Linked DNA regions of Homo sapiens: region 2 is linked to region 1. Evidence: chromatin contacts called from ENCODE Hi-C or POLR2A ChIA-PET data. All regions are on one chromosome and are shown on one strand. Each heading gives the region's core, a stretch centred on a gene start or an enhancer-like site at or near the end of the contact. The rest is flanking DNA. Distances are from core to core; before and after follow the strand shown.

Region 1 (3,710 bases), core at 514-3,013:
AATTAAAATGACATAGTAACTGGGACTACTGACACAGATTTCAGGATTACAGCTTTATACTAAAAGTCGGTCCAAACATGGTAACTCAGTGTTCATTTGAGACGCTTTGACTTTTGGCCTTTAAAAACTGTTCCCCACTCGAGTCCCCAGATAGAACTACATTTAGCAACTGGTCTCCTCCTGACTTCCTGGTACTAAAAACCACAACCACAAGGGCTGTTTCGTCGGTTTGTTGTAAAACAACATTTGCTCCAGTCATCTCACTGGAAAATAGACTTTCTCTACTGGGCAGCCGCTGAGGTGAGGGTGCTCAGGATGTTTAAAAACAAAACCACGCGTCTATGCGGTAGCGGCACCGCCGGTGTTAAGCGCCGGGTTTCTTCCAGGATGGAGACCGACGCGGGCTGGTCCGGGAGGCAGCCCCCGGCGCCCCGGCAGAAGGAGAAAAGGAGAAGGGTAAAAATAGCCGGCGGCCACGGCCCACGTGCAGCCGCGGGAGGACCGAGCGCGGGTGCGCGGAGAGGGGTCCGTACCTCCAAACATGTGCGGCGAGAGGTGAGCTGGTAAGGAGCCGATCACCAGGCGCGGCCCGCCGGGGCTCCCGCCCACCGGCCGGTCCCGGCCGCCGCCGCCGTCCTCAGGGCTGCTGTGCACCGAGTCCTGCGAGCCGTACGGGCCGCTGCTGCTGTTCGGGATGCTGAAGGGGGACTGCGCCGCGCGGGCCCCCGACGCCACGCTCCCCACGGCCCCGCCGAGGGAGCGGCTGCGCGGGGCCGCCGGGGCTGCCGGGGCCGCCGCGGCCGCCGCGGCGCCGCCGGAGGCGCTGGGCTGGTGCGCGCTGGGCACCTGAGCCGGGAACCTCCCCGCGGCGGCGGCCCGAGCGCCCCCGCCGCCGCCCGCGGTCCCATTGGCGCCTCCGCTGCTACTGGAAGGTAGATCCGAGCCCGAGTACGCGCGCGTGCGGCCGTTAGCGGCGGCCGGGCCGCTCTGTTTGGCGCCCATGTCCGCCCTGCCCCGGGCCGGGCCCGCGCGCTGCGCCCCGAGAGCCGGGAGGGCGGGAGCGAGCGCGGGAGCTAGAGGGCAGGGCCCAGGCGCCGCGGCCGGCCCAGAGAGGCCCCCGCACGTCCAGGGCCGCCGCCCGGCGTCCAGAGGGGCAGTCGGCGCCCGGCGCGCTCTTCTTGGGGCGGCGGGCGAGGCCGACGGCCTGACGCGGGCGCGGGAGACGAGGAGACGCGGAGAGGAAGGGGTCCCGGCTGCAGGCACCCCTCGCTGGCTCCAGCAGGAAGGGGCGGCTCAAGTGGCCGTGCGGCTGCCGCTGGTTTCGGTTCTGGTGCGCCACGACGGGCCGCTACCGCTCTCTGCTGCCGCGCTCGGCGCCCCCGATCTCGGCACCGCCTCCTCTCGGGCGGCCGCTGCTACCGCCGCCATCCTCCGGCTCCCACGGCGGCTGGCGGCTGAGTGGGAGGCGCCCGCCCAGACTCCGCCGGGGCCACCTTCCCTCCTCCCCCAGCCACCCAGCTGTTATTAACGGAGAAAGAGGAAAAACGGGTGGCGCGCGAGGGGAGAACGAAAAATGGGAGGGAGAGGTGGCGCGCGCTTCCCGGCAACCGTCGCCTCGCTCCCCCTGCGAAGGAGGGGCCGGGCTGGCGGGAGGATCTGGGCCGCGAAGGCGGGGGGTGCGCAGATGGGGAGGAGGTTCCCCGGCCCCGCGCCGGAAGGCCGCGGAGCGGCGCGGCTGCAGGGTGCGCCCGGCCCGTGTGTTTGGGTCGCGCGCGTTGACCCCGCCCCCGCCCCCTCGTGCCGCCAGGCCGATTGGCTCCCGCCGGCCTTGCTCCGCCTCCCCCTTCCGCGACCTGCCTGCCCCTGCTCCGCCTCGCCAAGGTACTGCGGTGTGGTAGGTGCTGCCACTCGTGGACTCGGTGATGGACAGGTCTCTGGCCACGCCCTCCCAGCCAGGGCGCGCCCTTGTCTTCCTCGCGGGGCCTACGCCGATAGGAGGAACGGACACCGGGCGCCAACCAGAAGGCGGCCCCTCCTCCCGCACGTGGCCCGCCGACGCTGTAGGAGCCTGTGTCAGCTGCAGCTTTTCCTGGCAGGGGGCGTGAATGGCTGTGTCCTCTGCCCAGAGCCGTTTGGTTTCGGTGGGTGTTGGTGTTACACACTGATTAAAAAAAAAAACAGAAGCTCAAAAGCCAGCTTGATCTCAGACTTACTCATGAAACACCAACCTGGGAGGAAGCGCAGAGTTGGAAGAACTCGGGATAATCCAGGTTGACCCTCTGTGGTAGGGCAAATACTGTGGTGCCAGGAACGCTGCACCTGACTCACAAAACCTAGAATCTAGGCCCAACACCAAACTAAATTATCTGTAGTGAGCAAATTATTTTACTTTTTTGGACTTTAGGTTTATTTTTGTTTTTGTTTTTGAGACGGAGTCTCGCTCAGTCACCCAGGCTGGAGTGCAATGGTGTGATCTCGGCTCACTGCAACCTCCGCCTCCCGAGTTCGAGCGATTCTCCTGCCTCATCCTCCAGAGTAGCTGGGATTACAGGCACGTGCCACCACGCCTGGCTAATTTTTGTATTTTTAGTAGAGACGGTCTTTCACCATGTTGGCCAGGCTAGTCTTGAACTCCTGTCCTCAAGTGATCCACCTGCCTCGGCCTTCCAAAGTGCTGGGATTACAGGCGTGACGTACCGCACCAGGCCGACTTTAGGTTTCTTACCTGAACTGTTTGTGTTAAATCCTAGGGCACCTGCCTCTTTAAAATCCTATAACTTCTCTAAAATGTAATAAAATTCTCCTCAGTGCCTTCCTCAGTGTTGGTGTGGTCTCTTCACGGCAGAGCAGGGTCTGGATACCCAGGGAACAGCCTGCTCTGAGACTCCCATTATGAAAATGTCTAGTCTCTACTTGAAAATAATAATAGCAAGTGGTGTTTTATAAAACTACAGAAATACTTTGTCATCTTTTCACTATTTGCAATAAGTCATTTATGTAATGATTTTCATCACTCTTAGGGTATGGGAATCAAGTTTTTAAACAAATGGAGAATATATGTATACATATAAAGACGTGTATCTGTGTACACAAACACACATATATACATGGAAAAACAAAGGTACCCAGTGCTTTATATGCAGTATCATGTTAAGATATGGTCATCATTTTGGTTAAGTGCCCTCTCCTTATAGATGTTTCCTGCCACCTCCTCCCCCATCCCAGCATCACAGACTGACTTCAGTGTTCCCACTCAGTGCTGTACAATACCTCCTTCATAGCTCTGATCATGTTATTATTATTATTAGATATCTTGCTTGTCACTACTCAATTGGCTCCATGATAAACTTCATGTCTGTACCTCCAGTGTTTAACACAGTGTCTGGTCTTGCCATGGTGCAATAAATGTTTTGTGAATGAATGAATGAATGAGTGAGTGAATACATGTATCCTCACCAGTTGTACTAAAACGATTCTTTCTTGAATGTCACTCATTAACTTATCATGTTCTTATTCTCCTTGACATTTCGCTTGTGGTGGGTGCCCCTTCCACCTCCTCTCTGGTGAGCCTTGTTTCTTTCCCCACGAAGGTTCTGGAGATAAAATGCTGGCCTTCTATGTTCTTTCCTTGGCCTTCTTTCCTCTCTCCTCACCCCTCTCATCTCTCTCCAGTCACCAGCATGAAGCTGTCAATGTGTGTTATTGTCAAC
Region 2 (3,710 bases), core at 850-3,349, 470 kb before region 1:
ATAGATGAGGGTAAGGAAGGAAGAGAAGAAGGAAGAGATGAAAATCATCTGGTTTTCAGTGTTCATACTTGACTATATCACACCTCAACATAGTCCTGTGATCAGAGTCTTGCCCCTAAAACTGCTGTAATCCTGAAACTTGGGATTCCATCTACTCTATCCCCACCACAGGACATCTGGTCCTATACCTGAAGGTCCTACTGTCCTGAAAATGTCAGAGACAACAAAGAGGCCAGGGAGACTTCTGAGAAAGAAGGTTGACTGGGAACCCCCTCCCCAACCTCTGCACCCCTACCTGTTTCCTTCCAGCTCACAGGCGAATTTCACCGCTGGGGTCCAGTCATAGGCCCCCGGCTCCTTCTTCAGCCACTTTTCCAGCTCCTCCCGGTTGCGGTCGGTAAAGTCGGAGAGAGTGATGTCTTGGAAGGAATCACAGGCAGCAAGAACTTGGTAGATGGTAGGACCTGAGCCAATGTCAATCAGCGTGTCCCCTTGGAGGCCTCCTGTGGGAGGGAAAGACTGGTAATGGATGGGTAAAAGAAACGAGACCCAAGGCAGACACAGGGATGAGGACACACACCCTGGTCTTACCCAAGGGGCAAACGTGCTTGGTGGTTATCACGGATTGGCAGCTCCCTGTAAGCCAAGCCTCATGCCAAATATTTTATATGTGTTAATTTCCATTTACACCTCAAAACTACCCTGTGTAGTGACTGCTATCACTATTTTCATTTTGCAGATTAGAAAACTGAGTCTGTAAAAGGTTAAACAATTAGCCCAATACCTTTCAGTCAAGAACATAAGCCAAGAGTATAATATTTCTGGGACAGAGAACAGAGGCCCAAGCCCTGCTCTGGGGAAGATTCGGGCTGGAGAGTTCAGAGAGGACATGCTGGGGTCAGTGGCCCTTTAAGTTTCAGGCTGACTGGGAGCTGGAAGCCTCCCCTGGAAGTCCAGCCCTTCCTGGATGGGTTTCTTGTTCCTTGGAGGAGGGAGGGGTGAAAGCATACAGGAATAGGAAGCCGGGGCTAAGGAGATGATCTGGGAAGATGGCCCCAGGAGTGAATCCAGGGTCACCTGGAAGCTGGAATGAAGCATGACTTCCAACATTCTGTCTGGAGCCCTGGCGTGGGGCCATCACTTGGCCTTCCAAGCTTGGTCACACCCAGTCCGGCTGTTCTCTGATTTCTGCCTCCCACACCGGCCTGCTCCTCCAGGCTCAGCAGCCTTTTAACCCCCTCTTATCCCACAGACCACCAGGAGACTCACCCTTACTGTTCCCCAGTCAAGTGCCTAAAGTGAGGACACGGCTGCTTGAGTTTAGAAGACACAATCAAATCATGGGGTCACCATGGGGAGGGCAGTGATCATCGGGAGACAGGCAGAAGTCACCATCCATCGTGCAGATGGCTCAGTTGAGGTCCTTGGGGTCTGAGCCCCTTGCTCAGGGTTGAGACCCCACCTAGCAATCCTTGTCCCAGGGCAGGGCTTTTCCAGGTCCTCATCACAGACACATCTAGGCTGCACACTCCGGGCACAGGCGATCCCGTCCCACTGCAACCCTGCTGTTTGCCCTTGGCCTTCTGGGGGCCCCAGAGGCCTGGCTGTGCAAGGTCAGGACTGAACTTGATGATGACCTGGAGAGCCTTTTCTGCTCCACCCCAAAGACCTAGGGGCTAATGGAGAGCAGTGTGGGAACTGCACGGGGCTGTGCTCTTCAGCTGGCACAGAGCTCCTGAGCCATGGGGAGACAGACTCAACCTCCAGCATAACAGCTGCCCAAAGAGAGGGGGCAGGGCCCCAGAAGCTCCCCCAGCCCATCCCCAAAAACCCCTAGAGGAGACCAGACTGCCCCCAGGACACCGTCTCCCCATCCCCATCCAGGTTCCTTGGAGAGAGGCTCAAGGGGAAGGGCCACCCTCTGCTCACCAGGGCCGAAGGTCTTGTGGAGACATTCCAAGTTAAACTTCAGCATCTCGGCCTCGGGTGAGGGGCTGCCATCGAAGCTGTAGTAAGTAGCCAAGTAGTCCCTGGGCAGGAAGTGCTTCTGGTACTCATCACCCCCAGTGAAGCCACCCTTCATGGTGTCCCTGAAATGTGCCCCCTCCTTGCTATCAGGTCTTATGAGGGCTCCAAGCTCTCCAGGCTCCACCCCCAGCATTCCAGCCTCATCCCATGGCTCCTCCCAAGTATGCCTTTCCTTGAGCTTCTCCTTCTAGGGGGATGCAGAAGGCAGTGCATGTCTCACCACCTCCCAGCCACACTGACACACCTGAGGTTTCCCCAACCCCAGAGCTATGACAGCTGGGGCTGCAGCCGCCCTGGCCCTGCTGCCTCTAGGGACCAACCCATGTCCGTCAAAGGCAATTGATGGTGCCCAGCCCTGGGTGCAACTCTCAGCCCTGGCAGCCACATGCTGCTCTGTGGCCTCCAAGTAGGTGTCAGACCTATGTTTCCCCACCTGCGTGCCCACTTCACTGACTGTAAGGACCAAAGTCACTCCTCTAAGTCACAGGTGTTGTGACCTGAGTGCACAGTGAGATCCCCATCTTGTCGCCTGGTGGTCACTGGGGCCCAGTGGCTCTCTCTAGGCCAGGCAGTGGGTGCAGCTTCATGCATCCCCCATCCCTGCTGGAGAACACAGTTCAGACCCCAGGAGGCAGAGCAGAATGGCTGACTTGGCATCACTGTGCAGGTCACTGGGAGAAGAGCAGAAATTGTCGTCAATCTCCATGAATGAGAACAAGGGCGCCCGGTCATAAAGCATAAACTGTCAGAGGGGTCCTGGCTTCCTGGCCACTGACTCACCTGGCTACTCCGGGTAAGACACTCCTGGCCTCAGTCTTCTCTTTGAAATGGGACTGGGTTGTAAAATCTCCCACAGACAGAAAAAAGCTCAGTCTCTGTTTTTGGCACTAGGAAATGGCTCTGACTTGGCCACAAACCGGACAGAAATGAATCCGCTACACTGGAGGTTCAGGCCTCTTGCCCTGAAAGTGGGAAGGACAGGAATGCCTTGTTCTGGCTTTAAGTAAACAAACAATTCTGAATCCACAGGGCCCAACAGATGGGTGATGCCACAGACGCAGGAACACCCAGCGGTCGTCAGGGCCTGGCTTCCAAGGGGCGGGTGCCTGGGCAGCCTCCAGGGAGGCCTGCGGCTGTCGTGCTGGCCTGCAAAAGGCATACAGAGCAGGCAGGAAACTGCAGGGCTCGCATTACATGATTGGAGGAGTGTGCAATAAAGGCACGGTGCTAACTAAGTTGTGGGCAGGGTGGAAGGAAGACATATGGTACCTCTATTAGTCAGGGTTCTTCAGAGAAAGAGAACCCAGCTTGTGTACACTGAGAGAATCAGATCTATTTTAAGTAATTGGCTTGTATAATTGTGGAGGCCAGTAAGTCCAAACTCTGAAGGGTGGGACCAGGAAAAGCCAATGTTGCAGTCCAAGTCCAAAGACCAGCTGCTGCCAGAATTCCCTCTTGCTCGGGGAAGGCCAGTCTTTTGTTCTACTTGGGCCATCAGCTGATTGGATGAGTCCCGCCCACATTATGGAGGGCGATCTTCTTTACTCAAAGTTTAAATGTGAATTTCATCCAAAAACACCCTTACACAAACAGCCAGGATCATGACTGACCACCTATTTGGGCACCATGACCTAGCCAAGTTGACTCATAGAAAGCACCATCACAGAACCTGAGGGCTAGCA

The links. Hi-C counts contacts between places; a loop is a spot of excess contacts on that map. ChIA-PET counts read pairs that join two places held with the same protein, here RNA polymerase II (POLR2A). Pooled maps may share reads with other maps.
Region 2: a pooled map of posterior vena cava shows a loop between it and region 1 (7-fold over the local background). The contact joins the promoter of INMT-MINDY4 here to the promoter of ZNRF2 in region 1. A Hi-C loop is called at or near these places in 11 of 168 maps with a recorded cell type or tissue (A673, CD4-positive, alpha-beta T cell, CD8-positive, alpha-beta T cell and 8 more), 18 of 37 single-sample maps with no recorded cell type and 27 of 50 pooled maps. POLR2A ChIA-PET finds 5 or more read pairs at or near these places in 2 of 52 experiments (A673 and OCI-LY7).

What each region holds. Positions count from the first base shown.
Region 1 is chr7:30,282,650-30,286,359 of GRCh38, reverse strand. It overlaps ZNRF2 (zinc and ring finger 2), which reads right to left and starts at 1,763. Exons shown (of 5, transcript NM_147128.4): 1 at 534-1,763. The coding sequence starts at 1,002. It overlaps LOC124901607 (a long non-coding RNA gene), which reads right to left. Exons shown (of 3, transcript XR_007060274.1): 3 at 2,106-2,161. It overlaps LOC105375218 (a long non-coding RNA gene), which reads left to right and starts at 275. Exons shown (of 4, transcript NR_136267.1): 1 at 275-300. RefSeq lists silencers at 518-647, 798-877, 958-1,347, 1,428-1,477, 1,488-1,917.
Region 2 is chr7:30,750,524-30,754,233 of GRCh38, reverse strand. INMT-MINDY4 (INMT-MINDY4 readthrough (NMD candidate)) reads right to left here and starts at 2,099. Exons shown (of 20, transcript NR_037598.1): 1 at 1,930-2,099; 2 at 296-500. It overlaps INMT (indolethylamine N-methyltransferase), which reads right to left and starts at 2,099. Exons shown (of 3, transcript NM_006774.5): 1 at 1,930-2,099; 2 at 296-503. The coding sequence starts at 2,083.